Regions from separate parts of the Homo sapiens genome. Here regions 1, 2, 4 and 5 are each linked to region 3. The links are chromatin contacts, found by Hi-C or POLR2A ChIA-PET in ENCODE. All regions are on one chromosome and are shown on one strand. The core of a region is the stretch at or near the end of the contact, and the rest is flanking DNA. Distances in the headings are between cores, read along the strand shown. Region 1 holds the start of CYTH2 (cytohesin 2). Region 2 holds the start of SPHK2 (sphingosine kinase 2). Region 3 holds the start of AKT1S1 (AKT1 substrate 1). Region 4 holds the start of CTU1 (cytosolic thiouridylase subunit 1). Region 5 holds the start of PPP1R15A (protein phosphatase 1 regulatory subunit 15A).

Region 1 (5,768 bases), core at 3,125-5,624, 1.4 Mb before region 3:
TATGAGCCTGATTCCTCAGTCTCACCAGAATTCTGGATCACCCAAGAGGAAAAGACTGGCAGTTCTAGATTCCTCTATATGGGGAGACCTGGATTGTTGACCAGGGTGAGAAGCCAATGGTATAGACTGCCTCTGGGGAAGCAAGTTGGCAGTTCTTGAACAGCATCAGATATCAAGAGTTTGTAGGTCTGGATTCACCTAAGATTCAAGGGAGTGTTGCTTCTCAACTCAGCCAACTGAGTAGCAAATCATTTGTTCTAGACCACCTAAGGAGGGAAGGTTATGGAATGCCCCAAGTATTCAAGATCATCTTGATTGACCAAAGACCAAAAAAAAAAAAAAGACCTGTGGTTCCAGAAAGCTCATTAGTTGAGATTCTGTGAGTCTAGGTTGACCACAGAGGCAAGCACTGGTGAGTCTAGGACAGATTTTACGTGGAGAGTTGAACTACTCCAGAAACTAAAGAGTAATGTTTCTAGAATGCACAAAACATTGTTAGTCTGTGGGTTTAGAAAGACTGAAGTGACAGATTAAGAGTTCTTGATATTAGATAACTCCAACTTCTGGCTGTAGAGCACCCAGCCAAGAGAATAAGCAGTGCTTTGAAAGGATCCACTGGGTGGGTTGTTTTTTTTTAAAGTGCCATTCTAGAATGTCCAAAGGGAATCAGGATTCTGTGGCTGTAGACTGATCACAGAGTCAAGGAAGCAGTGGCAATTCTAGATATCTGAGATTTTGCTGGTTCCAGTTTGCCCAATGGAGTTGAGAATCTCAATGATTCTAGATGACTTCTTGTGGTTCTGTAATGCCAAAAGGAATGAAGGCTCCAGGGATACAGAGTTGTCCATTACCAAAGCCTGGAAGTTCTCATCACCTCCAGGTGGACTGCTTGGCAGTGCTAGGAGGTGGACTCAGGACTTCAGAAGCAACATTTCTGGCCTGACCTGGAAGGTGAAGGTGAAGGTGAGACCCTGTAGGGCACAGGGCTAATTAGTGGACAAGGGAAGGGGGAGGCCCAGGGCTGGTGAGTCTAGAATGCTCTGGAACCCTACACCTAGTGATGTGTGTCTATTTCTTTTTCTTTTTCTTTTTTTTTTTTTTTTGAGACTGAGTCTCGCTCTGCCGCCCAGGCTGGAGTGCAATGGCGTGATCTCAGCTCACTGCAACCTCCGCCTCCCGGCTTCAAGTGTTTCTCCTGCCTCAGTCTCCTGAGTCGCTGGGATTACAGGCATGAGCCACTATGCCTGGCTAATTTTTGTATTTTTAGTAGAGACGGGGTTTCGCCATGTTGGCGAGGTTGGTCTTGAACTCCCGACCTCAGATGATCCACCTGCCTCGGTCTCCCAAAGTGCTGGGATTACGGGTGTGAGCCACCATGCCCAGCCGTGTGTCTGTTTCTTAAAGATATTATACATATGTATATTATATATATGTAATATAAATACAGATATCTATCTATTTTTTCCCTTGGTCCCTACAACAGGCTTAGAGATGGAGTGCTAGCTAATTGGAATGAGGTCCTTTTCAAGGACCCCAGAAGCTTTGCTCTAAATCCCAATGCTGCCCCAACTTACTGTGTCACTTTGGACTCCTCTTCATGTCAGTTTCCCCATCTGTAAAAACGGGATATTGGAACTTGAAGTTCTTCAGGGGCCTTTCCAGCAGGATGAGTCCTCACTACACCAAGGGTGGGATGGGCATTCGAGTCCTGGGGATTTCCCTCCTCTCCCCAGTGCTGGATCATACGGCCTTCCAGGAGACGCTGGGATGTAAGATACTCTTGGAGGCTGGCTCTGAACTCGGGTGTCTGAATCACAGGGCAAGGGTAGGCGTGGGCTGTGGCTAACAGCCAGAGTCACTTCCCTGGCCTAGCTTGGGGACCTGGGGAGGAGGAGGTAGCTCTGGACACCAGGGTTCTTCCCATTGTGGGAGAGTGAGTGTTTTAGGGGGAGACCTGTCCCCCAGATTAAAGAACTGGGAGCCCTAGCGGATGTGTCTGCGAATGTGTTTCTCGAGCATGGGTCCTCCGACCTGGCCCCCTGCCCATGCTACCATCTACCTAAGTGCCCCGCAGGCTGGGAGCCAACTGCAGAGGGAGCCAGTGACAGTGAGGAGGACGTGTTCCCACCCCGTGTTCTGGACCGAGGGCAGCCACTGTCATTGCCATTCAGCCTTCACAAGTGCTGCATCAACCCAAATGCCCCCTCCAGCTTCTCCATCTCCCTTTATCCCTCAGAATCCCCATGTAATAACCGGATGGGATTAATTAGCTGGCTGCTCTCTCAGCTCAGGGTGTCTGGGGTAGGTAGGGATGGGGGCAATGGAAACGCAGGGTTGGGGAAGGATGTTAAGTTGGAAGTGAAGGGGCAGGGAGGGGGTTTCGTTTGAAAGGAGTATGGGAGCAGGGCAGCCCAGCCTGGGTTTCCACTGGGGAGGGCAGGGCCTGGGCCACTCATAAAGGTCAGTGAGGGGATTAGGAGCCTCCATGTCTAATCCGACAGCTTAACTAGGTCCTGGCCCTGAATCCGTCTCCACCTGCCCAGCCCAGGGACAGCAAATGAGGACGAGGCCCAGACACCACTTCAGCCCCCATTACGGCTTCCCTCTTTACAGGGGTGCCTGGGTTCCCTATTCCAGCCAGTCCCTTGACCACATTCCGTTACAAATAATGGGACATAGAGGCTGGGGAAGGGGAAGGGGAAGGGGCCTCAGAGGAGGGAGGAGTTTAAGAAGGGCAAGGGTGGCTGGGCACGGTGGCTCACGCCTATGGGCACGGTGGCTCACGCCTAGCACTTTGGGAGGCTGAGGCGGGTGGATCACCTGAGGTCAGGAGTTTGAGACCAGCCTGGCCAACATGGCGAAACCCCGTCTCTACTAAAAATACAAAAATTAGCCGGGCATGGTGGTGGGCGCCTATAATCCCAGCTCCTTGGGAGGCTGAGGTAGGAGTATCGCGTCAACCTTGTGGGTGGAGGTTGCAGTGAGCTGAGATCATGCCAGTTCATTCCAGACTGGGCAAAAGAGCAAAACTCTGTCTCAAAAAAAAAAAAAAAAAAAAAAAGGGCAAGAGTATGAGAGGACAAGGGGGACCGTGACGTGAGGGGAGCCAGAGAGGAAAAAAGGCCTCTGAGATGGGAGAAGGAATCAGAGAGGTGGGAGGATGCTGAGGAAAGGGGAGTTGTCTTAGCAGGAGGATGCTTGGGGAAGGGAGGAGTCTTAGGAGGATGCTAAGCTAAAGGAAGGAGTTTGGAGAAATGAGGGAGGAGTCTGAGCGGCAGAAGGTGCCAGGAAGGCCGAGCCTGTGCTTTCACTAAATTTCACCTTCCCCTGTTCCATTCCCCATGACCGATACCAAATAGCATAGCATTTAGAAAAAAGTAAATCTTGGCCAGGCGCGGTGGCTCACGCCTGTAACCCCAGCACTTTGGAGGGCCAAGGTGGGCGGATCATGAGGTCAGGAGTTCGAGACCAGCTTGGCCAACATGGTGAAACGCCCGTCTCTATTAAAAATACAAAAAATAGCCAGGCATGCACCATCATGGTGCAACCCTGTAATCCCAGCTACTCGGGAGGCTGAGGCAGGAGAATTGCTTGAACCCGGGAGGCGGAGGTTGCAGTGAACCGAGATCGCGCAACTGCACTCCAGCTTGGGCGACAGAGCAAGACTCTGTCTCAAAAAAAAAAAAAAAAGAAAAAACGAAGAAGTCTTTTGTTTCACCACTCCACGACTCCGAAGAGGCTGAGGGGGATGGGGAGGGCATAGATGGTGATAAAGAAGGAGTTCGGCGGTAAGAAGGGGCTGAGAGGAGGGGAAATACGCGGAGAAGAAATGCAAAAGAAAAGGAGGCCTAAAGCCGCTCCCGGTTGCATGGCAACCTTTGCGGTCAGAAGCCAGCATGGCCTGCTAGGAGGTGTGGCTTACGGAAACAAGCCAGTTCTAGCCCCGCCTCCTAGCAACAAGACTAACAAAGTACCGCCCCCTAGCAACGTATTATCGGAGGCGGGGCTCGGTTTACCTAGACTCCAAGTGTCCAGGGCCTTTGAGCAGGCGCAGAGGTGGCTGTACCGCGTGGCTCCGCCTCCGCGCGACACTTTTCCGGGGCTTCTCATTGGAGAGCAAGCCTGTCAAGTGCTTTCTGTTGTTTCGGAGGCGGGGCCTGCTGCCCTGCCTGCACTCCGATTGGCCCCGCGGGCCGTCTACCTCTGGCCGGACATACCTACACCGGCTTTTTGTACGACTGTTGGCCCTGGAGAACGATCCTTTGGTGGCGAGGGCGGGGAGGACGAAAGCGCCCACTGTGGATTGGACAGTGTCAAAAAGAGGGGCGGTCCCTACTGAAGGGGCGGTTGGGCGACGAAGGGAAGAGTCTTTTCAGCGCTGAGGACTGGCGCTGAGGAGGCGGCGGTGGCTCCCGGGGCGTTTGAGCGGGCTCACCCGAGCCCGCGGGCCAACGCGGATCCAGGCCCGACTGGCGGGACCGCCCCGGATTCCCCGCGGGCCTTCCTAGCCGCCATGGAGGACGGCGTCTATGGTAGGTCGGGGAGGGGCGGGGTCGGCTGGGAGTTGCTGGAGCGTTTTCTCCTGAACGTTCCGCCGCGAACGTTTCCCCCTGGCGCGCGGCGCCCAGAAGCGTTCGGCTCAGTCGTAGACTTGTCGCGCCGCTTTTGTTGGGCGCTGGACGGGCTTCCGGCGGGGCCCGAAAGCCGGGCGTTCCAGGCCATTGTTTGGGCTGAGCCTGTTTCCGGTGGCGGCGGGAGGGGCGGGATGGAGTGGTGGAGGCGAGGCCGGGGCGGAACCATTCCCGCTGGAGGGGCGGGCGAGCCCAGCGCCTGCCGGGGCCGGGGAGGGGCGCTTGGGTTGCGGGGAGGGGAGAAATCTTGGGGGGCGGGGGCCTTCGATGTCCCGCCCCACCTTCCCAACTCTCCTGAGCTGTCATCAGTTCCCCCGGCTGTAGTGACTTTTCATGGACCCAGTAGTCCGGATAACCAGGTCCCCAGCTACCTCGCCAGTAATGGAGTCAGAAAACCAAGGCCTCAGTCCCCTTCCAAGTAATGGACCTAGAAGCCGAGGCCCCCAGCCCTTTCTTCCCTCAGATCTAAGAGCTCAGGCACCCATTCCCCTTCTCCCTCAGACTCAGGAATCCGGGCCCCAATTCCCCTTGTCCCCCAGGACTCAAGAGTTTAGAGCCCCAGCTCTTTCTCCTCTGCAGGGAGGAATCCAGGCCCCCAGCCCATTCTTCTGTGCAGACATAGGAAGCCCCTTACACATCCTCTCCCAGCTCTGTCCGCCCCCAGATTGCAGGAATTCAGGCTCACGGCCCCTAGCACTGACTTTTAAACCTTGACCCCGATCCCTAGAACCCCCAGACCTGACTCCGGAGGAGCGGATGGAGCTGGAGAACATCCGGCGGCGGAAGCAGGAGCTGCTGGTGGAGATTCAGCGCCTGCGGGAGGAGCTCAGTGAAGCCATGAGCGAGGTGGAGGGGCTGGAGGCCAATGAGGGCAGGTGAGGGCTGGGGCGGATGACCTAGGGGGCGTGGGGTTGGCTGAGGCCAGGGATGCCCAGGCATTGACCCTCCACCCCCAACCCTGCTCTCTGCTCCTGCAGTAAGACCTTGCAACGGAACCGGAAGATGGCAATGGGCAGGAAGAAGTTCAACATGGACCCCAAGAAGGTGCTTGGGGCCACAGGACTGGGATCAGCTGGGCAAACATCCAGGCAGGGGCTTCTGGCACCTCCGGGTTCCAGAAGCGTGATGGTGCCGGGT
Region 2 (6,031 bases), core at 4-2,503, 1.3 Mb before region 3:
AACCTAGCAATACTACTAGAACCACCTCTCCTACAGCATCAGTCAATCCAACAACCCTTACCAAATAGTGTCTTTTTAAAACATCGTTTTTAAAGTGGAGACAGGGTCTCACAATATTGGCCAGGCTGGTCTTGATCTCCTGGGCAAGGAATCCTCCCGCCTCGGCCTCCCAAAGTGCTAGGATAACAAGCGTGAGCCGCCTCGCCAGGCTCCTACCGCCCTGCTGCCTTTCTGAGCAACTTAAGTTTTTCAGACTGTGTTGACAATTACAAGAACTATTTAATAGCTCCACTTATGCAGCACTTACTGTGTGCAAAACCCCGTGATGAGCATCTCCTGTGAATTATTTCTTCCCAAATTCACAAACTTGTCAGATGAGATTACTGTGTACCCAACGAACAGCCAGACACTGGGGCAAAGGCTCAAAAACCATCACAAGGTGGGAAGGGGCCTGAGACTCAGAGACCTGCCTGGTCCCCAAATCCAGTTATTCGGCTCTCGATCCTCTCACCCGCCGCGGCCCCCATCGAACCCGACTTTTCATACTAGAAAGTGACAGGTCCAGATAAAGGCAGCAAAGCCAAATAACTAAGAGTGGCTGCGGGTCCAGCCACCTGGGTCGGAATCCTGGCTCTGCCACTTCCTGGCTTTGTAAACCCAGTCATATCAGCCTCCGAGTACCTCCACTTGGTCATCTACTAAGTGGGGGCGGTAGGCTATGACTGACCCATCCCTGCTTTCCTGGCCCCCAGAGTAGGTCCCCAGTATCGGGAATTGCTCCCTCCGGGCAGCCGCAGACCCCCTGCCGCCCTCCAGCGTGCCCCTAGCCCAAAACCACGGCGGATGGCAGCGGATTATCCAGCCCCGAACGCCGCAAAGCGAGCTCACCATGATGGCGCCTCCTGCTCGGCCAGGTCCGGAAAGAGAGAACGGGCTGGGGTGGGCGGGGAAAGCCTCAAGCGAGTGGCGCCGCCGTGACGTCACATGGGTGCGACGCGGCGCTCTACCACGATCCGGACTTCTCTGTGGTGAGTTGGACGACTGACTAGCCGGGCGATAACGGCAGAGAGCATAGAGCGCAGGAACAAGCGCAACGTCCAAGAGGGAAGGGCCAGCACGTCGGGGGCCTCTCTGGCCCTACCCAGGCCGTGTTCTCGATAGCTTTCCGGAAGAAAGGGATCTGGGAGCGAGATGCGTGTAGCTAGCACGATGCGTCGCGCGGTGACGCTCTGGCCCGACGCCGACGGCCTCTCAGTGGCTCCCGGAGGACCCGGCGGGCCCAGTGTTGGAGGTGAGGAGGCGGGGCTGGCAGGGCTAGTCGGGGCATCTGGAAATTTCCGACCCCACGCTTCGGGCGTTTCCTTATCAGGTTCACCGCTCCCTGATCTCGCGCTGCACTTCGTAGGCGCAGCCGCTGCTTGGGAAGTCCTACTTAAGGTCTAACCCGAGATGATCTTGCTGCACCTCAATCTATAGCATCCTGTATTCCCATCCTTTGAGTTCCGCTTCTCCTTCTCCCCCGGCCCCTAGATGGCCCTTCCCTGACCTAGAAAGAGGGAGACAGAGTTTCATAGGGGAGGCAAAATGGAGACTCCGTGGCTTGGGGGTGGGGGGAATGGAGGCCCAAAGGGTAGGAAGGAGACCTAGAAAGAGGGGTGAGATGGAGACCCAGGGAGAAGTAGTGGCAAAGAAAGATGGTGAGATGGGGCCTTGCAAGGCTATAACCAAATTCAAATCCTGGCTCTGCTAGTTACTAATGGGGTGATTGGGCAAGTCATTTAACCTCTCTGTGATCTTGGGAAAATCACTTAACTTCTTTGGGCCTTACTCTCCTTATGGACAAAAAGGGGATGACAACAGGCCTGGCACACAGGGGTGTTTTTCAGGATTATGAAAGTTAATAAAACTGCTGAGGTCAATATTTTGCACATAATAAGTGCTCAATAAAAATTAGCCTTCACTCCTATTATAGCATACATATTGTGTGCAACCAGATGGACTGGCTGGGGCAGTGATTAAAATGACTTATCTACTCTTCCCCCCACCCGCCAGGGAGGCCCCTGCCTCTTGGTTCTCAGGCACATTGAGCCTGGAAGGGCCTCCTGCAGTTGGCTGTCAATGCTGCTCCTCACTTACCTCTCCTCCACAGAGCTGAAGGTCAGGCCAGGACAGTGAGACCTGACTCCTTGCTCCTACCAGCCTACTATGGCTTAAGACCCAGGGCCAGGGTCCCGTTGATGTAACAGAGCAGAGGACCAGCAGATGAATGGACACCTTGAAGCAGAGGAGCAGCAGGACCAGGTAAGGGACCATCTAAAAGCCAAGATCCTCATACTGTGGAAAGACAAAATCTGAAGCTTTTCTTTAAAAAAAAAAAAAAAAAATTGGAGGCCAGGCGTGGTAGCTCAAGCTTGTAATCCCAGCACTCTGGGAGGCCAAGGCCTGCGGATCACCTGAGGCCAGGAGTTCGAGATCAGCCTGGCCAACATGGTGAAACCCCATCTCTACTAAAAATACAAAAATTAGCCAGGCATGGTGATGCGCACCTGTAATCCCAGCTACTCGGGAGACTGAGGCAGGAGAATCATTTGAACCCGGGAGGCAGAGGTTGCAGTGAGCCGAGATCGCGCTGCACTCCAGCCTGGGTGACAGAGTGAGACTCCGTCTCAAAAAAAAAAAAGAAAAAACAGGGTCTCACTCTTGCCCAGGCTGGAAAGCAGTGGCACAATCACAGCCTACTGCAGCTGCAACCTCCTGGGCTAAAGTGATCTTCCCACCTCAGCTTCCCAAGTAGCCTCCACCATGGCTGGCTAATTTTTTTATTTTTATTTATTTATTTATTTTGAGGTGGAGTTTCGCTCTTGTTGCCCAGGCTGGAGTGCAATGGCACGATCTTGGCTCACTGCAACCTCCGCCTCCCGGGTTCAAGCAGTTCTCCTGCCTCAACCTCCCAAGTAGCTGGGATTACAGGCATGCGCCACCACACCCAGCTACTTTTGTATTTTTCATAGAGATGAGGTTTCTCCATGTTGGTCAGGCTGGTCTCAAACTCCCGACCTCAGGTGATACGCCGGCCTCGGCCTCCCAAAGTGCTGGGATTACAGGCATGAGCCACTGCACCCGGCCAATTTTTTTATTTTTTCTAGAGACTAGGTCTCCCTCTGTTGCCCAGGCTGGTCTTGAACTCCTGAGCTCAAGGGATTCTCCCACCTCAGTCTCTCAAAGTGTTGAGCTTACAGGCATGAGCCACCGCGCCCAGCCTGGGAGCCCTTCCATAAGTGATTTCAGACCTTCTCTCCAGGCAGGTGTTCCAGTGGGATAATTTAGGAATCAGAGAAACTGAGGGGTTGAGGAGGATACTTATTATTTATTATTTAGGTGCACTGGCCCAGTCAGATTAACATCGAAAAAGACTGAGCACCGAACAAAGAGTCAAGTTACATTTTAAGTATTTCGTGGGGTAGGGGGAGATCTGTGCAGGGGGAAGCATATTATAGCAGCGAGAAACAAAGACAGTTATTCAATTGAGACATGCATTACATTATTTCTTACTTTTCAAGGAAAAACATGTTTTAGGACTTGAGTTTATCCTGTCTAGTGACCTTGCAGCTGCACAGTTAGAGAAACAGGGTCTTCACGATGCCTGGGAAAGGGAGTTAGATAAGGCTCACTAGCCACAAACAGAAAAACAGGCAGTTAATTTTTAAAGGACTCAATCTCGGGCCGGGCGCAGTGGCTCACGCCTGTAATCCCAGCACTTTGGGAGGCCGAGATGGGCGGATCACGAGGTCAGGAGATCGAGACCATCCTGGCTAACACGGTGAAACCCCGTCTCTACTAAAAATACAAAAAAAATTAGCCGGGCATGGTGGCGCGCGCCTGTAGTCCCAGCTACACACGGGAGGCTGAGGCAGGAGAATGGCGTGAACCCGGGAGGCGGAGCTTGCAGTGAGTCGAGATCGCGCCACTGCACTCCAGCCTGGGCGACAGAGCGAAACTCCGTCTCAAAAAAAAAAAAAATAAAAAAAAATAAAGGACTCAATCTCTTTCTCTTCCTCAGGGGGAATTGGGTTTTTTACATACAACTGAGTTTTTGCTTACACATTCTTTAATTTCTTTTAATTCCTGTTTCAGTGTGAATAGCTTTCTCCCTACTTCCCAGACAGGACAGCTGAGGCCAAGAATTCAGGGGCTTCCCAGCAGTCACACAGCAAGTGTGTGTGAGCTGCAGGGTCCTTTCTCCTTTTCCTCCTCCCTGTCCTCTCGTCTGTGTGACTTAGGCTCTATGTTTGAATCTCAGCTTCTTTGCCCAGTGTCTCTGCCTTTCCTTCTCCCAGGGCCCCAAGCTCAGTTGCTGTGCCCCAGTCTCAGTCTTACTGGGTTTCTGTTCCCCCTTCTCTCCGTGTCATTCCTTGGCACATACTATCTGGTGCTGTTGCTACTGTGGGTTGGATGCTAGGTACATGATTTGGCAATAAGCAAACTTCTTCCTACATTTGTCTCTCTTTTTTTTTTTTTTTTTTTTTTTTTTGAGACAGAGTCTTGGTCTGTTGCCCAGGCTGGAGTGCAGTGGCATCATCTCGGCTCACTGTAACCTCCGCCTCTTGGGTTCAAGCGATCTCCTGCCTCAGCCTCCTGAGTAGCTGGGATTACAGGTGCGTGCTACCACACCTGGCTAATTTTTGTATTTTTAGTAGAGATGGGGGTTTTGGACCAGTGAGGTGGCTCACGCCTGTAATCCCAGCACTTTGGGAGGCTGAGGCGGATGGATCACGAGGTCAGGAGATCCAGACTATCCTGGCTAACACGGTGAAACCCTGTCTCTACTAAAAATGTAAAAAATTAGCCGGACGTGGTGGCACGTGCCTCTAGTCCCAGCTACTCAGGAGGCTGAGGCAGGAGAATCGCTTGAACCAGGCAGGCGGTTCAGTGAGCCTAGATCGTGCCGCTGCACTCCAGCCTGGGTGACAGAGCCAGACTCCATCTCAAAAAAAAAAAAAAAAAAAGAGAGAGAGACGGGGGTTTCTCCATGTTGGTCAGGCTGGTCTCGGACTCCTGACCTGGCGATCCACCCGCCTCGGCCTCCCAGAGTGCTGGGATTACAGGCGTAAGCCACCACGCCTGGCCTACAGCCTACATTTGTCACTTTCTAGTGAGCTCTGTCCTTGTCTCCTAATGCATATCTCTTTCTCTCTATGCAATTCTGTTTCTAAGTCTCCTAATATATACTTGCCTTTCTTTCAATTTCACCATGTCTTTGCCTCGGTGCATCTGTCAACATCTTCACTTTCTGTCCCAGTTCCTCCCAGCCCCTGGGCTTCCAATATTCTCTCCCTCCCTCACCTTTGACCTAGAGATACTGTCCCCATCTCTCTGTCTCTGTCTTGCCATGTGACTGGTTCATTCACTGGGCAGATGTTTATCTCATGCCGCTTCCATTCTGGTTTGAGCCTGAGATAAATAAGTCTGAATTAATGAGCCTCTCCTTCGCGGCTTCCATTCCAGAAGTGTCTGTCTCCATCTGTCTCCGTGTCTGTCATTTTCAGGGTTTTCTTGTATCCTTACCTTGCACATTCTCAATCCCACTGTTTTGGTCTCTTGTTTATATCTCTGCTTTTCTCTGGGTCTCTCTGACTCTGTAACTGTCCGAAAAAAAAGTATCCTTCACTTTCCCCACTCTCCCTCTCCTCCCAGCTCTCTTATTGCCTCATCCAACCTCTGTGGGTCTCTGCCTTGCTCTGTGTCTGGATCGGATCTCTGGGCCTTTGTTACGCGTGTTAGAGTCTCTGTCTTTGCAGCTAAAGACCTCCTCCCTCACGCCCCTTTTCTTTTGTGAATTCAATGGATGAGACAGGCCCACTCTCCCTTAACAAAGATGGCGACAACGGCGCTGTCTATGGGGCCGCGACGTCGTCTCCGCTGCGCGTCGGCCCTCACCCACGATGGCGGCCAGTCTCCCGAAGCGCGAGGCCCCGCCCAGCTCTCGGCCTCTCCCGCGGCCGGTCCCTGCACCAAGCTCGCGAGCTGACTG
Region 3 (5,841 bases), core at 1-2,500:
CCCACACCCCAAGATGTGAGGAACCTGAGCATGAACGCGGTAGCCATGGGGTGAGCGCCTGGGGCCACGCTCAGCTGCCCCGAGACCTCCCAACCTCGCCCGGGGTCCAGGGAGGACCCACTGGTCTAGGAAGAAAACAGGAAATCCCGCCCAGACGGAGGCCAGGACCGGAAGTCCCGCCTTTGGACGGGTGAGGGGCGCCCCGAGGCCCCCCAAACCATCCCCCGACCCCGTGGACGTGGTCCACGGCCCAGGTAGAGATCCCAGGCGCTCTGGAACCGCAAGGTGAGACTGTCTACGATTTGCCTCAGGTCTGACAGGACGATTCCCACGGGCGACCCCCTTCCAGCGCTCAGCAAAGGATCGCTGGCAGACCTCTGCCCTCTGATCTGTGCAGGCCATACCCCTCCCGTGAGCCGCTCGCCCTCCCAGCGCCCCGCTGCCTCAGGACGGCCAAATCCTCCCCACACCGCGGTTAACAACGCCGCCTCCACTCACGTGCCCGTAGCCAGCATGGCCGGCCCGGCGCCGTCACCGCCCTCAAAAGACATGGCGGCGCCTTGCGTCACGTCCGCGCAGTTGCCCCGCCTCCTCTCCGCACACTCCGCCTCCCTTATCGGGGCCGCCCGAGATCAAGATGGCGGCCACAGGGGCTTCATCCGAACCAGTTGACAAGGGTGACGACAGCTTGCCCCTAAGAAAAATGGCCCCGCCTAGAGCATTTCCATTTGCCCCCAACAATAATGGCCGTCCTCATATGCTCAATCATGACCACAGTAAACGAAGGCAAGCGACCTGACGTCCCTGACCCACAATAAACTTCTTCGACAAAAGTAGAGGAAATCGGTGCTCGTTAACAACATGGCAGCCAACCGGGCTTAATCAGCCCATAGTGTATATTGGCTCTCCCTCCCTCCAACCTGCTCCCATTCGGCACGAAGGCTGGCAAAGATCCAACACGGCAGCATTTCTTGCTTCGGTTTGCCAGGCTTCAAAATGGCGGCTCAGCCCGCTTTCTCGCGACGGTGACTCAGAAATTCGTCCGGGGCCGCTTCGTTTCTGGGGGCACTGACGGCTTCATCCCGTTATCCTGAGTCCCTCAGTGCCTCTTGTGGTGTACAGCTCCTCTCACCTCCTCTTCTCTTATCCGTTCGGCTCTTCCAGCTGTCGCGCCCCGCAGAGAGATGGGACAGCCCCGTATTAACATGGCCTTAGCTGACCGGCTTAGGCCATGCCCTCGAGCAAAATGGTACCTCCTTGGCTTCAATTCCAGTATACAATATGGAGAAGGAAGTGGGCGTTTCAAGGCGTGCTTGCCCCAGGTGGTGCAGCTCTCAGACCCTCCCACTTGTTTACTTCGTGGCGAGAGGGCGAACACTGCGCCTGCGCACTCTCCGTAGCCGGATCCACCTTCAGCGTCTGCGCCACGTGACTCCGATCCACCCTCGAGGTTCCAGTGGAATAACCCCCTTCTGAAAAATGGTTTCACCCGCTCCTTCTCTAGAACGGGTCGGGCCGCTACCACTGTCCGGCCCGGAGGGGAACTGTTTTCTCCGGAAGTGACAACACGCTGACTAGGAAAAGGAGGAGGCGGGGCAGTGGGGCCTTCGGCGGCGACTATGGAAGGAGCCGGCTACAGGGTAAGCACTGAGGACGCATTCCCTCGCTTCAGTGTATGCGAAACGCCCCGTCTAGTGATCAGCTCTTCTCTCAGGCCTTGGCTCTCGAGAATCCGGCACGGCCTTGGCAAACACCGATCTCTTATAAACGCGCCGTCACCCTCCCGTCCACCGCCCCAGGGAAGAACCTCCCATGGCCCCGCCCCCCCGGCTCAGGCGACTCCTTGAGCCCTGCCCCCTGTGGAACGCACGTCAGCATCCGAACGCGGGCTGGACCATTCTCCCCGCCTTGGTCCCGGGGCAATGGCCCTCCCGGCCCCGCCCCCTGAGGGTGGCTCCTCCCTGGGCCCGTCCCTATTGGCTCCCCAGGCTGGTCCCCTCGCTTGGGCCCCAGCCCTCGCTGGTTCCCCCCAACTCAGGTGGTGTTTGAGAAGGGCGGAGTGTACCTGCACACCAGCGCTAAGAAGTATCAGGACCGAGACTCTCTCATCGCTGGTGTCATCCGTGTCGTGGAAAAGGTGCGCTGGGAGGGAGCAGGGCTCGGACCCGCTCCGAGCGGGATGCAGGCGGTCTGGGATGCAGGCGGCAGCTGTAGGAGTTTGGTCTGGCGGTCAGCAGTGGGACCTGAAGAAGGCTGGGTGTGGGAACTGGAATGAGGGGCGGGACTTTGAAAGGCTGAGGGTAGAAACTGGGAAAGTTTGGAAATTTGCAACGGAAAGTTTTGGGAATGTGGTTTGGGGAGCGCCTCTAACCCCGCCTCCCTCCTTACCCTAGGACAATGACGTCCTCCTGCACTGGGCTCCTGTAGAGGAGGCTGGAGATTCCACCCAAATCCTCTTCTCCAAGAAGGTAGGCTCCACCCGCTTTGCCCTTCTCCACTCGCTTTTTTTCTAGGTCCGTGCTGTTGTAAGTCATTTGAGGGACCTGCGTACAATCCCAGACCTACTCGTGGGGCATGTGTGACCCTGTTTAGGCTTGGGTACTCTGCCTCTCCTTTTGCTCCTCTCTGTGAAATGGGCAGAGGATGCCCATTCAAGGAAAAAGAGCAGGGAGCATAAGACGCACGGTCGTGGGGACGGCTGACCCCTCTCTCCCTTTGCTTCTTGGGAGATCCCTGCCAGGGTGCAAGATGTGGATTCGAGTTGCTTGAAGGGAAATGGCATTTCCTCTGGTGCCAGAGGACAGGGCCTGACAGCCTACTCACCCACTTCGTCACTGCTCCCGGCTTTCCCTTCGTTATGTCTCCTGGGACTTCCCATGGCTGGACCCCGTCCTGGGCAATTCTGAGACCCAGAGATAAGTCAGATCCAGACCCACCTAAGCCCTGACCCTTACTCACTTTTTGAGAAACTGATAGATGAGGTCGAAAACGCTAGGAAGTGTTGGAACTTTTTGCACCCAGACAGTCTGATTCCAGATCCCCAACGCTTCCTGGGAGAGCAGACATTTGAGCTGGGACTCCCAGGATATGAAAGGACAAGAAGGTATTTCAGGGACAGCAGAACAACCTTCAAGGCACACGGAGAAGTTGGATGCCTCTGTAGGGGGGTTCTTTAGTGGGGAATGAGACCTCCATTGGAGCTGATGAGTTCCACCCAGGGGCCGGAAGTCAGTCGGCACCCACAGAGCTAGTGACGAGACACTGGAAGGCTGAGCTGACCACCTGCGCTGCCCCAGGGCAGGAGGATGAAGATGAAGATGAAGATGACTCTCCACCTTGCTCCACAGCCAAACACAGCCAAGGCACCAGGAAGTTGCGTTACATCACTTCCGCTTTCCAGGTTGGCCTGCATCTGGTTGGTAGAATTTGTCCTGTGTCCTGGATTCCAGCTGCAAAGAAACCTGGGAAATGTAGTGTGTTTTTTTTGTTGTTGTTATTGTTTTTTTTTTTTTTTTTTGACAGTCTCACTGTCTCAAAAGAGTGCAAAGTGGTATCTTATTGTGGTTTTGGTTTGTATTTACCTGGTGAGTACAACAGTGTCCATTGAGCACTCCGCAGCCTGACTGCAGAGCCACCTGCTGTGTAGCATGGACCTCCCCATGCAGTGGGAGACATGGGGTCAAGTCCTGGCTCGCTCTCTGGCTGCATTGGGTGACCCTGAGCAAGTGCTGTACTTTCTTTTTTCTTTTTTTTTTTTTTTTTTTAATGAGACAGAATTTGCTCTTGTTGCCCAGGCTGGAGTGCAATGGCGCCATCTCAGCTCACTGCAACCTCCGCCTCCCAGGTTCAAGCGATTTTCCTTTCTCACCCTCCCGAGTAGCTGGGATTACAGGCATGCGCCACCATGCCTGGCTAATTTTTTTGTATTTTTTTAGTAGAAACGAGGTTTCTCCATATTGGTCAGGCTGGTCTCGAACTCCCGACCTCAGGTGATCCGCCCGCCTCAGCCTCCCAAAGTGCTGGGATTACAGGCGTGAGCCACCGCACCCGGCCTGCTGTACCTTCTTTGTGCCTCAGTTTCCCTCTTTATTCAATGGGGCTATCTTCCAGGGTAGCCTCGAGGCTAAGATCTGAATCCATGGCCCCTTACTGTCTGCTCCTTTCCTCTCCTAAGGACTCCAGTGGGGGTGACTCATGTGCTTCTGAGGAGGAACCAACCTTTGACCCCGGCTATGAACCTGACTGGGCTGTCATCAGCACTGTGCGGCCACAGCTCTGCCACTCAGAGCCCACGAGAGGTAGGCTGAGGTGGCGGCCCTTGAGAAGCACGTGTGGGCCAGGTAGGACACATCTTGCCCTCAGTGGTCACGGTCCCAAGGGCTTTGCTGCCCACAATCAAGAAGGCCACCAGTCACCACCTTCCAGTCCCAGGAGCATGGAAGTGAATGGGAAGACAGGACTGTCCCAGCCCAGGTCAACATGGCCAGTGTCTCTGAGACTGCAGCCTTGCTCATCCTACTGGGCTCCCGGATTGGCTGTGGGTGCTCCCACACCAGGCCTGCCCCTGAGGTTCGAGGCTGGTGGGGTGACAGATGCAGCCAGTTAGGGTGATTTGCACCATCCTGGGGTCACACAGGGTGCAGGGGACATCCAGAGAAGGCACGTGACCCCTCTGGGGAATGGAGATTCCTTCCAGGAAGAGGTGATGCTGGAGCTTGGCACTGAGGGACTCTTGGGAGTTTTCTCTTCTGGCAGAGAGAGCAGCCCGTGCAAGCCAGAGGCAGGCGGCCCCCGTGTGTTTAGGGAGCCGCTGGCCTTTCATTGTAGCTCAAGTGTGGGATTTTGAGTGAAGAAAGGTTGGAGGTAAGATAGGCAGGGGCGAAGGACAGACCCGAGGGGCCTCGAGTGCCAGGTTGAGGAATAGGGCCCTTACCCTGCAGGTCGAGGGGTGCCTAGGAAGGTTCTGGAAAGGTACATGTCCACTGGGCCCCCTTCCCATCTTACTCATTTGTGCTTCCAAGGAATGTGAGGCCAGGGGCAGAGGGGTGGCTTGTGGCGGGGCCCTCAGGAGATGCCTGTGCCGAAGGAACATCCTGGGTTGTGGTTGATAAGGCTGACTCTGGCTTCCCACGCGCTTCCCCCAACACAGTGCCGTCTCCCTAGGTGCAGAGCCCAGCTGCCCCCAGGGCTCCTGGGCCTTCTCAGTGAGTCTGGGGGAGCTAAAGTCCATCCGCCGCTCCAAGCCAGGCCTCAGCTGGGCCTACCTGGTTCTGGTGACCCAGGCTGGAGGTTCCCTGCCCGCACTGCACTTCCACCGCGGGGGCACCCGCGCCCTGCTCCGCGTCCTCAGCCGCTACCTGCTGTTGGCCAGGTGAGCTCTCTCCCAGTGCTGGGCCTTAAACCGGGCCCAGTCCCACCATGGCTGCAGCGTGACCCCTCGGGGCTGTGAAAGAAACACAACTCACACTGATTTAAAGGCAGGCAAAGAGTTGACCAGCACATATAACTAAAAAGTCAAAAAGGAGTATTGATTTCAGGCAGGACCCAGGTCCCAAAATGTTAGAAACAGTTATCCTTTTTCCCTCTGAGTTCGTTATTCTCTGGGGCCCCAGTATCCGTGGCTTAACAACCCGGCTGGATAGAAGGCACCTCTTTCCCCACGTTCCAACAAGATCCCAGAGCTGCTTCTCATTGGCTCGTCCCTGAGTCAGTCACACTGGACCGGAAGGTGAAAGGCCCTCATTGGCCAGCCCCGAGTCATGTGCCCACCCCTGGGATCCAGCTGTGGGCCTCCTTTAACAGCATTCCCTGAAATGAGGGGTTGCCCAGGGGTGGTTGGGA
Region 4 (5,643 bases), core at 2,709-5,208, 1.2 Mb after region 3:
TGCAGCACCTCGGCCTCGAAGGCGGCGCAGAAGCAGGCACCGCACAGCGCTTGGCCCGAGAGCGGACGGCGGAGGGCGGCGCGTGCAGCATGGCAGGAGGCGCACGGCGGGGCGGGCATTGCGGGAGGGGTCGGCTTCTCCTAGACAGGGAGAGAGAGGAGGTGGGTTACATATGGATTCCGGATTGCAGGGTCCCTGCCATCGGGGAGATTGTCTGGATTGCACCTCTGCCCGGAATAGACCAGGGAGACGTGTGCGCGAGTGGAGTAGCTTCTTCTAGCGCTGGGGATAGGATGGTTATAAATAGGTCCGGTGTAAGGAAGCCACTGCCTTAGGGAAGGCTTCTTGGATTGCACCCATTATGCAAGAAGAAGAGAAGTAGCTTAAGAAGCTGGCTTCATGGGTAAAGAGAGGGAGCGACAAGCAGGTTATACCCAGGATTAGGTTGTGTCCTCTCCAGAGGGATGGGGGTGTATATTAAGGCCCATTTGTCACAACCTCCAGGGAGGCCACCCTTGTTACAGTCCTGATCAGGACAAGGTAGGTATCATTGGCCTGGGCCACCAGGGCTGTTAAAAGCCCTTGGGAGGTGAGGGGTTTTTGACTCTAAGGGCAGAGGGAGGCCAGGGGACTGAAGCTCTGTGCAGCGGGAGGTGGAAAACAGGAAAGGCCAACTGATTGCACTTTGTAGGGTGGGATACGGTCTCCAGGAATGGGTTCTGATTGCATCCTATGAAAGGCAGGGTGATCACCTTCTCCAGGGAACACAGGCAGCCTGGATCACACCTCTCAGGAGACCAGCTGGGGTTGCACACATTTTGAGGGTGAGAAAATGGGTGGGCCTCCAAGATTGAACTCAACCCTGCTCTGGTATCAGAATGCCCCACAAGCTTCTGTGCTCTCACCAAGACATGGATCGGCCCATCTTTGACCTTCATCTGTTATCTTTCCTACTTCATTCTTCCCCACCCAGCCTAGACTCCAACCCTCCAGTCAAATCCTGGTCCTGCCTGCCTGGTGAACCCATAAAAACTCCCCAGGCTCAGTTCTCCTCCCCAAGCCACCATCACCTCCAGCCTGGACTACTGTAGTCACCTCCTTGCCATTCAGAGCAGGTCACGCTGCTTCTAGGATTTACCACAATGTGTGGAATTATTTTATGTGACTATATATTTACCATCTCTAACTTCTATGAGGGCAGAGACCAGTACCACTCAGATGTCTAATAGGCATCTCAAAACCCAAATTCCTGATTCTTCTAACCCAGCGTGCTTCTCCTGGAGTACAGGGCAGCTCCATCCTTCTAGCTGCTCAGGCCAGGAGCTTTGGGGTCCAGGACCCTGGACTGCTCTTTCTCTCACTGCACTTGTCATGCTCCCAGTGGGTGGCACCAAACTGCAATGCCAAGTCCGGACCTTTTCAAACTCCAGGTACCTAAATGAAATTTAGCAAATCCTGTTTGAATGTAGTTTCAAAACAGCCAAACACTTAGGACCGTCTCCACGGCAGCACCCTAGTCTGGTCTGTCTCTCTCCTGGACGGCTGCATGGGGCTCCCCACAGGTCTCCTGCTCCCGCCTTGCCTCCTCTACAAACACTCCTTCACATAACAGCCAGTGGGATCATGCCCTGAATCTTCTCAGCATCCTCCCCTGGATCCCATCTCACTTTAGTATAATAACTGCTAATGGCCGATGAGGCCCTACATGTGTGGCTCCTTGTTTCTCCAACCTCCTCTCCTTCAGCCTTGATGTCGTTTACTCTGACACCTGAGGAATACTCCTGCTCCAGATGTTTGCACTGGCTCTCCCCTCTGCCCTGAGTACTCTTCCTGCCACTGAGCCCAAGAAGCAGCCCTTAGGACTCATCTGCAGTGACCGTCGGGAACATCTGTCACAGGTGAGCAGCAACTCTTGGAATCTTTCTTCCCCCGACTTTTGACTCACTCCTTCTGTGCTCCTGGATTTCCTGCTCAATTCTCTTTTGGGGACGCCTCTTCATGTCCTCAGGTCCTGCCTAGCACCCATCTCTTTCCATTTTTTAAAGATTTTTAATTTAATTTAATTTAATTTTTTGAGATGGAGTCTGGCTCTGTTACCCAGGTGGAATGCAGTGGCACAATCTCGGCTCACTGTAACCTCTGCCTCCCAGGGTCAAGCGTTTCTCCTGCCTTAGCCACCCGAGTAACTGGGACTACAGGCGTGTACCACCATGCCTGGCTAATTTTTTTTTTTTTTTTTGTATTTTTAGTAGAGATGCGGTTTCACCATGTTGGCCAGGCTGGTCTTGAACTCCTGACCTCAAGTGATCCGCCCGCCTCGGCCTCCCAAAGTGCTGGGATTACAGGCGTAAGCCACTGTGCCCAGCTTCTTTCCATTCTTATGAGCGCCTCTGAATCATGATATTCAGATGTCCCTCCTGGCTGGTCCTCCACATGGCTGGGGCACCTTAAAGATGTTCAGACCCTAAGCGCCCAGACAACCTATTTCTTCCTCGAAAGGCAGAAACCTGTTCTTGCCCATCTGTTCCCTCTCTTCTGAGAGCAGCCACCACCTTTCATCCAGCCCATCTGCAGGACAGGACGTAACGTCACCCTGGACTCATCTCTCCTCACCCCCTAAATCTACAGTCACCCAGTCCTGGGGGGTCCACGTCCTGAGGAAGGGAGACGCTCGCAGGGGACAAGGCTGCACAAGTTAGCAGAGCCTCATAGGCCATGATGTGGAATTTTAGGTTTATTCAGGAGGAGATGGGAGCCTTGGGAGGTTTTTGAACAGTAAAGTGGTATGATCTGGCATGTTTTAAAAGGATTCCTAGACTGGTCAACATAGCGAGACCCCATCTCTAAAAAAATAAATAAATAAATTAGCTGCACCTGGTGGCACAGGCCTGTAGTACCAGCTACTCAGGAAGCCAAGGCAGGAGGATCACTTGAGCCCAGGAGGTCAAGGCTGCAGTGAGCCATGATCGCACCAGTGCACTCCAGCGTGGGTGATAGAGTGAGACCTTGTCTCAAATAAAAAAAGTGGGATTCGTTTGGCTGCTGTGTGGGGAGGACTGTTGGTTGTCAGGGACAAGGACAGAAGGCTGGAGGTCAGCACACTAGACAGGAGTGCTGGCAGTAGAGGTGGGAAGAAGTGAAATTTTGGATCTATTTTGAAGGTGGAGCCCACAGGACTTGTATAAGACTGATTGGAGTGGGGACTGGGGCAACGACGAGAGAAAGTGATGAAGGGTAACTTTGAGGTTCTGGCCTGAGCATTGGAGGGACGGTGGGGCCATTTTGTGAGGTGAGAAGACCAGGAATTCCATTTGGCCACGTCAGGTTTGACATGCATGTTAAGCGTCTTCCCTCAAAGACTTTATGGACCCTCGTCACTGAGTCGAGCGCCTCCACCAGGGCCCTCAGAGCTGCCCTGATCCTGACTAGCTGTCACTGGTGACAGGTCTGTCTCTCTGCTTCAAGGCAGGGACAGGGTTGGTCTGGTGCCCTCGCTCCCGCCGCCCTGCGCAGAGTCGGTGCTCAGTAAGTATCTGTAGGATGAGGGAATAATAAGTGCTCCCAGAAGAGAGGCCGCGGACCCCAGGGATGCCTCTGGATTGCAGCCTTGTCAAAAGGACAGATAATGTGTGGCATGGGGGCGGGGACAGGCAGATAGTAACATAGGGGCGGGGGCAAGCAGATGGTCTTATCCTGTCTTGGGGAAGGGAGTGGCCCGGTAAGAGACAGGCCGGACCGCAGCGTTCAAAGTGGGAATCCTGGCTACAAGGCCTCAGGGACACGGGCGCTGGGAAATCACAGAGGCCTTACGCTCGAAGAGACCCTCAACCCTCCCACGGCACCGCAACAAAGAGCCGGAGTCCACATGCCGACCCACCGCAGGAGGAAATACTCACCCGGGCAGAACTCAGTGCTGGGATGCCCACACTGCCCACCACGCGGAAGCCTGGCCCGGAAGTGACTCCGAGACTACCACTCCCATAAGGTCTTGGGGCTTTCTTGCCTAGAACTCCCAGAAGCCCATGCGACACTTCCGCTGGATGCGCCTACGGCTCCGGGGTCCCGCTTGGCCTACAACTCCCAGAAACACTTGCATTGCTCTTTCTGCCGCTCCCAAAATACACTGCTCCCCCTCCCCCCGCGTTTACTTTCTGCGCCTGCGCGCGGCCGCAGGGAGCGGCGGAGCTGCGTGTACTGTTGTCATGGCAGCGCGCTGTCACCCGGCAGGTTGCTGGATGGGCGAAGTAGTTGTATTCTGATTAACTGATTTTGTGGGATTATTATAGGATTTTAAGGGGATTACAGGGCCTATGATTTCTGCCCTTTGAGGCGGGGTTGCGGGTGGGAATTGAAGGTGGAACTGCAGGGGTTGGTCGCTAGTGTAAAAGGCGCAGATAGCGCATGCGTAGAGCAGACTTCGAGGATTGGAGTGGAACTCCGCGCGCACGCGGGGGCTGTCGTGATGCGCGTGCTGGAGACCCAGACTCTAAACAGAAGGATCCAAAGACCCTTCTCACCTAACCCAGGAGCCCAGAGGCTCAGAGACTCAGACCCTTGAGACTAAGGGGGTTAAAAACGCAGACCCCTGGCACCAAAGCACCTGAGAGAACCAGTAGACCTGGAGACAACCGTCTGCACCCTAGACACAGGGATCTGGAGGCCTCCACCCTCCCCACAAGGCCCAAGGGTCTTGAAGACCCCGGTGACTCAAATACCGGGGCACAAGGAGTTTAAGGACTCAGATATCTGAGACCCTTGAGATCCAGGTCCCCAAACCTAGGTCCTCGAAAAAACTGAGGCTCAAAATTCCTCTAGACGGCGCGGTGGCTTACACCTGTAATCCCAGCACTTTGGGAGGCCGAGGCGGGTGGATCACGAGGTCAAAAGATGGAGACCATCCTGGCCAACATGGTGAAACCTCATCTCTACTAAAAATACAAAAATTAGCTGGGCGTAGTGGTGCGCGCCTGTAGTCCCAGCTACTCGGGAGGCTGAGGCAGGAGAATGGCTTGAACCCAGAAGGCAGAGGTTGCAGTGAGCCGAGATCGCGCCACTGCACTCCAGCCTGGCCACAGAGTGAGACTCTGTCTCAAAAAAAAAAAAAAAATCCTCTAGATTAAGGGACCACCAGAGCCTTAGACTGAGATGTGGAGATGTGCAGAGAGCCCCAGGATGTGTAGGTCTACGGCCGGTGATGACGTGAGAAGGAACCCCATGCACCCTGTAGCCCATTTTTTTCCCCCATAACAGGAAACCATGATGCCTTCCTTTCATATTAAATGAGCTCCGTGAGGTCACTCTTAAGCCTTATCATGGGCCAGTTCTGTTCATCTGTGTGCGTTGGTTCATTTGTTGAATTTATTTCCTGAGGTCTCCTTGTGCCAGGCTGCCCCTGGGCTAGGTTTAGGTGACACAAATGAATCAGACTTGGTTACTGTCCTCTGAGCATCCCCCACCCCTTACACCACCACCCTGTCCTCCTGGTGGGGGAGACAGGGACTTAGTCAATATGGAGTGATAAAGCTTGACATGGAAGTGTTAAGAGCCTTGAAAGCTCAATTTCAATCACTGCCAGCCAGGGTGTCAGAAAAAAAAAAAATTCAACAAAGGCTGCTATGTGCCATGCATCATCTCAGTTTGTTC
Region 5 (5,255 bases), core at 2,400-4,899, 1.0 Mb before region 3:
TCCCCTAAGGACCAAGGTTGGGACTTCTCAGTGTTTGGAGAGTTGGACTTGAGGCCTGCACTCCAGGGCCCCCGTGGGTTTGCTGCTGTGGTTGGGGGCCTGAGCCACTGGTGTCCTAAACGGAGGAGGCTTGTGTCCTGCAAGGGGTGGGGACTCAAATTTCCAAAGCCCTGGAGGGAATGGGTTAGGGATCCAGACTCCTGGGTGCCCGAGAAGGTCTGAGCTAGGATCAGGACTCCTGAGTCGTGAAAGAGCTGGGGGTCTGGAAACATGGCTGTGCTTGGAAGGGGCCAGGGACGGTTTGTCCAGGTCCCCTAGGGAGAAAAGGGGATGGTCCCAGTAGGGCAGGGTGAAATGGAGAGTTCCAAACCTCCACCTCAGATCCAGGTGAGAATTCTCTTCTAGACTGAGGACAACTCCCTCAGGAGAGAGACATGATTCCTTGGTATATTTTGAGGAACAAGATTATGCATCCGTAGGCAGGGGAGGAGAGCGGGGGGCTGGAACTGTCACCCAGGGCCTGGAACTTGTAGCAGAAGCGCCCCCACCCGCACAAAGAGTGCCACCCAGGCAGAATCGCGGCTTGTGGGGGCAGAGCTACTGCCTAAGTCTGAAGCAGATGACACCCAGGAGTGGAGCCTTGTGCCTGTGACCGGGAAGGAATCTGAGCTTTCGGTTTAACTGCCATTCACCATGCACCTGTTGAGCACCTACTGTGTGCAGGCACTGTCTGTTGCAGCCACTGAGAAGAAAGCAGTGAGCCCTGGCTGGGTGCAATGGCTCACGCCTGTAATCCCAGCACTTTGGGAGGCCAAGGCAGGAGGATCGCTTGAGACCAGGAGTTCAACACCAGCCTGGGCATCATAGCGAGACCTTGTCTCTATTTAGAAAATGAATTTCTTTTTTTTTTTTTTTTGAGGCGGTGTTTTGCTCTGTCGCCAGGCTGGAGTGCAGTGGCGTGATCTCGGCTCACTGCAACCTCCGCCTCCCGGGTTCAAGCGATTCTCCTGACTCAGCCTCCTGAGTAGCTGGAACTACAGGCACATGCCACTGCACCCGGCCTAAATTAATTATTATTATTATTTTTTTGAGACGGAGTCTCGCTCTGTCGCCCAGGCTGGAGTACAGTGGCACGATCTCAGCTCACTGCAAGCTCTGCCTCCCAGGTTCACGCCATTCTCCTGCCTCAGCCTCCCGAGTAGCTGGGACTACAGGTGCCCACCACCACGCCCGGCTAATTTATTTTGTATTTTTAGTGGAGGCGGGGTTTCACCGTGTTAGCCAGGATGGTCTTGATCTCCTGACCTCATGATCCACCTGCCTCAGCGTCCCAAAGTGCTAGGATTACAGGCGTGAGCCACCGCGCTCAGCCTAATTACTTTTTTTTGAAAAGCATTGAGCCCAGCAAAGTGCCTGATCTCATAGTGCTTACATCCTCATTCTCATTTGCAAGGAATCTGGACCCTGCTGTGACTATCTTGGTCAAGTGGCTTCATTTCCAAGCCTGTTTCCCCATCTGTGAAATGGGAACAATGACACCCTCGCACTCGGGGAGGAAACCAACCACATGTGAAAATAGGAGACTCTAGCCAGGCGTGGTGGCAAGCTCCTGTACTCCCAACTACTCAGGAGGCTGAGGCAGGAGAATTGCTTGAACCCGGGAGGCGGAGGTTGCAGTGAGCCAAGATCATGCCATTGCACTCCAGCCTGGGTGACAGAGTGAGACACCGTCTCAAAAAAAAAAAAAAAAAAAGAAAGAAAAAGAAAAAAGAAAGAAAAGAAAAAAAAAAGAAAATGGGAGACTCTAGGCTGGGGCCTGTGGGCTAAATTGGGGTAGGAGGCCAGGCACAGTGGATCACAACTGTAATTCCAGCACTTTGGGAAGCCAAGGCGGGCAGATCACCTGAGGTCAGGAGTTCAAGACCAGCCTGGTCGGCCGGGTGCGGTGGCTCACACCTGTAATCCCAGCACTTTGGGAGGCCGAGGCGGGTGGATCACAAGGTCAGGAGATCGAGACCATCCTGGTTAACACGGTGAAAAACCCCGTCTCTACTAAGAATACAAAAAAAATTAGCCGGGCGTGGTGGTGGGCACCTGTAGTCCCAGCTACTAGGGAGGCTGAGGCAGGAGAATGGCGAGAACCAGGGAGGAGGAGCTTGCAGTGAGCCAAGATCGTGCCACTGCACTCCAGCCTGGGCGACAGAGCAAGACTCCGTCTCAAAAAAAAAAAAAAAAAAAAAGACCTGCCTGGTCAACATGGCGAAACACTGTCTCTACTAAAAATACAAAAATTACCCAGGCATTGTGGCACATGCCTGTAATCCCAGCTACTCCAGAGGCTCAGGCAGGAGAATCGCTGGAACCCAGGAGGTGGAGGTTGCAGTGAACCGAGATGGCGCCACTGAACTCCAGCCTGGGCGACAGAGTGAGACGCCTACTCAAAAAATAAATAGGCTGGGTGCAGTAGCTCACGCCTATAATCCTAACACTTTGGGAAGCCGAGGCAGGCAGACTGCCTGAGCTCAGGAGTTCGAGAACAGCCTGGGCAACATGGCGAAACACTGTCTCTACTAAAAATACAAAAAATTAGCTGAGTGTGGTAGTGCGTGCCTGTAATCCCAGCTACTCGGAGGCTGAAGAGGGAGAATCGCTTGAACCCGGAAGATGGAGGTTGCAGTGAGCCGAGATCACGCCATTGCACTCCAGCCTCGGTGACAGAGCGAGACTCCATCTCAAAAAAAAATAAAAAAATAAAAAATAACAAATAAATAAATAGGCCTGGAGTGGTGGCTCACGCCTGCAATCCCAGCACTTTGGGAGGCCAAGGCAGGCAGAACACCTGAGGTCAGGAGTTCGAGACCAGCCTAGCAAACATGGTGAAATCCCGTCTCAGAAAAATAAATAATGAATAAATAAATAAATAAATAGGCCGGGCGCGGTGACTCACGCCTGTAATCCCAGCACTTTGGGAGGCCAAGGCGGGAGGATCCCCTGACGTCGGGAGTTCCAGACCAGCCTGACCAACATGGAGAAACTACGTCTCTACTAAACAAATACAAAATTAGCCGGGCGTGGCGGCACATGCCTGCAATCCCAGCACTTTGGGAGGCCAAGGCGGGAGGATCCCCTGACGTCGGGAGTTCCAGACCAGCCTGACCAACATGGAGAAACTACGTCTCTACTAAACAAATACAAAATTAGCCGGGCGTGGCGGCACATGCCTGCAATCCCAGATACTCGGGATGCTGAGGCAGGAGAATCGCTTGAACCCCGAAGGCGGAGGTTGCGGTGAGCCGAGATCGCCCCTTTGCATTCCAGCCTGAGCAACAAGAGCAAAACTCCGCCTCAAAATAACTAACTAAATAAATAAATAAATTGGGGTGGGAAGGCATTGACCCTGAGCTGAGAGAGAACTGGCTCGCTGTTGAAGCAGGGCCACGCATTTGATTGACAGTTCGTTTGTTGGAGGGGCGTGGTCACGCTCGGAAACTCCGCCGTGACGTTGCAAAAGCTGGAATCTCCGCGAGAAGTCCTGTCTTACTTCCACTTCCCACCCTTCGGGTTGCGGTCTCGAAACCCCGCCTCTCTTCGTGACGTCAGCACGCCGGGCGCGGTAGGCTATAAAAGCCTAGTGGCCATTGTGTTCGTTGCTCTTATCGGTTCCCATCCCAGTTGTTGATCTTATGCAAGACGCTGCACGACCCCGCGCCCGCTTGTCGCCACGGCACTTGAGGCAGCCGGAGATACTCTGAGTTACTCGGAGCCCGACGCCTGAGGGTGAGATGAACGCGCTGGCCTCCCTAACCGTCCGGACCTGTGATCGCTTCTGGCAGACCGAACCGGCGCTCCTGCCCCCGGGGTGACGCGCAGCTCCCAGCCGGTGAGTAAGGGGTCGGAACGCCTGGGTCCCCACGGGGCTGGGGGCCCGGATTTAGAAAGGAGAAGGGGTTGGGAGCCTGGAGTCCTGAGCCTGAGGGAGGAGGGATCTGGAAGCCAGATTCTTGGGTCCCCCGTGAAGGAATCATCTGCCAAGTAGGGGGTCGGGTCAGAATGTTTCAGTCTGCGAGGGAGGAGGGTGTGAGGGTTTGATTTGTCAATCTTCAGCAGAATGAGAGAGCTAGGGACTATGACTTTGTCGCCAAGGGAAGCAAGTAAAGACTTTTGTTCTTGGTTCTTGGGACTGGGAGTTCTGCGTCTGAAGAAAGAGAGGGCTGGGGGCTTGGACCCTTGGATCTAAGGCAGAACTAGGGGCTCAGACTCCTGGCTATTGAGAGATAAGAACAGAGCCAAGGGACAGAGATGGGCGTGGCCGAGATCAGAAAGGAATTTGGGACTCTCGCGTTGCTATTTACAATAGTTGTGTTACTATTTCCGTTGCTATGACTCATAGTCACGCCCGGATGCCATCCTCTAAATGGCCCCTAAACTTTATTTTTTTCTCCCCCTTTTCCAGCCCAGACACATGGCCCCAGGCCAAGCACCCCATCAGGCTACCCCGTGGAGGGATGCCCACCCTTTCTTCCTCCTGTCCCCAGTGATGGGCCTCCTCAGCCGCGCCTGGAGCCGCCTGAGGGGCCTGGGACCTCTAGAGCCCTGGCTGGTGGAAGCAGTAAAAGGAGCAGCTCTGGTAGAAGCTGGCCTGGAGGGAGAAGCTAGGACTCCTCTGGCAATCCCCCATACCCCTTGGGGCAGACGCCCTGAAGAGGAGGCTGAAGACAGTGGAGGCCCTGGAGAGGACAGAGAAACACTGGGGCTGAAAACCAGCAGTTCCCTTCCTGAAGCCTGGGGACTTTTGGATGATGATGATGGCATGTATGGTGAGCGAGAGGCAACCAGTGTCCCTAGAGGGCAGGGAAGTCAATTTGCAGATGGCCAGCGTGCTCCCCTGTCTCCCAGCCTTCTGATAAGGACACTGCAAGGTTCTGATAAGAACCCAGGGGAGGAGAAAGCCGAGGAAGAGGGAGTTGCTGAAGAGGAGGGAGTTAACAAGTTCTCTTATCCACCATCACACCGGGAGTGTTGTCCAGCCGTGGAGGAGGAGGACGATGAAGAAGCTGTAAAGAAAGAAGCTCACAGAACCTCTACTTCTGCCTTGTCTCCAGGATCCAAGCCCAGCACTTGGGTGTCTTGCCCAGGGGAGGAAGAGAATCAAGCCACGGAGGATAAAAGAACAGAAAGAAGTAAAGGAGCCAGGAAGACCTCCGTGTCCCCCCGATCTTCAGGCTCCGACCCCAGGTCCTGGGAGTATCGTTCAG

What was found. A loop is a pair of places that touch in the nucleus more often than their neighbours do. ChIA-PET counts read pairs that join two places held with the same protein, here RNA polymerase II (POLR2A). Pooled maps may share reads with other maps.
Region 1: a loop to region 3 is called in a map of CD8-positive, alpha-beta T cell, with 24 times the contacts of the local background. The contact joins the promoter of CYTH2 here to the promoter of AKT1S1 in region 3. A Hi-C loop is called at or near these places in 3 of 168 maps with a recorded cell type or tissue (CD8-positive, alpha-beta T cell and naive thymus-derived CD4-positive, alpha-beta T cell) and 14 of 50 pooled maps. POLR2A ChIA-PET finds 5 or more read pairs at or near these places in 1 of 52 experiments (activated T-cell).
Region 2: a map of naive thymus-derived CD4-positive, alpha-beta T cell shows a loop between it and region 3 (8-fold over the local background). The contact joins the promoter of SPHK2 here to the promoter of AKT1S1 in region 3. A Hi-C loop is called at or near these places in 1 of 168 maps with a recorded cell type or tissue (naive thymus-derived CD4-positive, alpha-beta T cell), 1 of 37 single-sample maps with no recorded cell type and 13 of 50 pooled maps. POLR2A ChIA-PET finds 5 or more read pairs at or near these places in 2 of 52 experiments (B cell and activated T-cell).
Region 4: a map of naive thymus-derived CD4-positive, alpha-beta T cell shows a loop between it and region 3 (14-fold over the local background). The contact joins the promoter of CTU1 here to the promoter of AKT1S1 in region 3. A Hi-C loop is called at or near these places in 2 of 168 maps with a recorded cell type or tissue (CD8-positive, alpha-beta T cell and naive thymus-derived CD4-positive, alpha-beta T cell), 1 of 37 single-sample maps with no recorded cell type and 14 of 50 pooled maps.
Region 5: a map of B cell shows a loop between it and region 3 (24-fold over the local background). The contact joins the promoter of PPP1R15A here to the promoter of AKT1S1 in region 3. A Hi-C loop is called at or near these places in 3 of 168 maps with a recorded cell type or tissue (B cell, CD8-positive, alpha-beta T cell and naive thymus-derived CD4-positive, alpha-beta T cell), 1 of 37 single-sample maps with no recorded cell type and 11 of 50 pooled maps. POLR2A ChIA-PET finds 5 or more read pairs at or near these places in 5 of 52 experiments (CD4-positive, alpha-beta memory T cell, GM10248, MCF 10A and 2 more).

Annotation. Positions count from the first base shown.
Region 1 is chr19:48,464,995-48,470,762 of GRCh38, forward strand. CYTH2 (cytohesin 2) reads left to right here and starts at 4,375. Exons shown (of 12, transcript NM_004228.7): 1 at 4,375-4,532; 2 at 5,359-5,506; 3 at 5,609-5,675. The coding sequence starts at 4,514. LOC105372430 (a long non-coding RNA gene) reads right to left here and starts at 4,539. Exons shown (of 3, transcript NR_186576.1): 1 at 4,017-4,539; 2 at 1,575-1,613; 3 at 417-944. It overlaps KCNJ14 (potassium inwardly rectifying channel subfamily J member 14), which reads left to right. Exons shown (of 3, transcript NM_013348.4): 3 at 1-1,986. RefSeq lists enhancers at 3,476-3,976, 3,681-3,840, 4,034-5,027 and a silencer at 4,391-4,580.
Region 2 is chr19:48,618,253-48,624,283 of GRCh38, forward strand. It overlaps SPHK2 (sphingosine kinase 2), which reads left to right and starts at 1,254. Exons shown (of 7, transcript NM_020126.5): 1 at 1,254-1,291; 2 at 2,150-2,301. The coding sequence starts at 2,263. It overlaps RPL18 (ribosomal protein L18), which reads right to left and starts at 926. Exons shown (of 7, transcript NM_000979.4): 1 at 889-926. The coding sequence starts at 891. RefSeq lists enhancers at 1-397, 668-1,347, 1,508-1,597 and a silencer at 5,912-6,031.
Region 3 is chr19:49,876,105-49,881,945 of GRCh38, forward strand. It overlaps AKT1S1 (AKT1 substrate 1), which reads right to left and starts at 1,251. Exons shown (of 5, transcript NM_001098633.4): 1 at 1,133-1,251. It overlaps TBC1D17 (TBC1 domain family member 17), which reads left to right and starts at 1,598. Exons shown (of 17, transcript NM_024682.3): 1 at 1,598-1,640; 2 at 2,039-2,137; 3 at 2,394-2,468; 4 at 4,175-4,298; 5 at 5,164-5,371. The coding sequence starts at 1,620. RefSeq lists enhancers at 1-831, 415-1,054, 1,235-1,574, 1,792-2,751 and a silencer at 1,795-2,084.
Region 4 is chr19:51,104,451-51,110,093 of GRCh38, forward strand. CTU1 (cytosolic thiouridylase subunit 1) reads right to left here and starts at 3,959. Exons shown (of 3, transcript NM_145232.4): 1 at 3,897-3,959; 2 at 1-140. The coding sequence starts at 119. RefSeq lists an enhancer at 3,925-4,254.
Region 5 is chr19:48,868,772-48,874,026 of GRCh38, forward strand. PPP1R15A (protein phosphatase 1 regulatory subunit 15A) reads left to right here and starts at 3,650. Exons shown (of 3, transcript NM_014330.5): 1 at 3,650-3,880; 2 at 4,454-5,255. The coding sequence starts at 4,463. RefSeq lists enhancers at 2,595-3,207, 3,208-3,819, 3,478-3,537, 3,648-3,757, 4,418-4,507 and 3 more and cis regulatory regions at 3,297-3,870, 4,057-4,557, 4,717-5,217.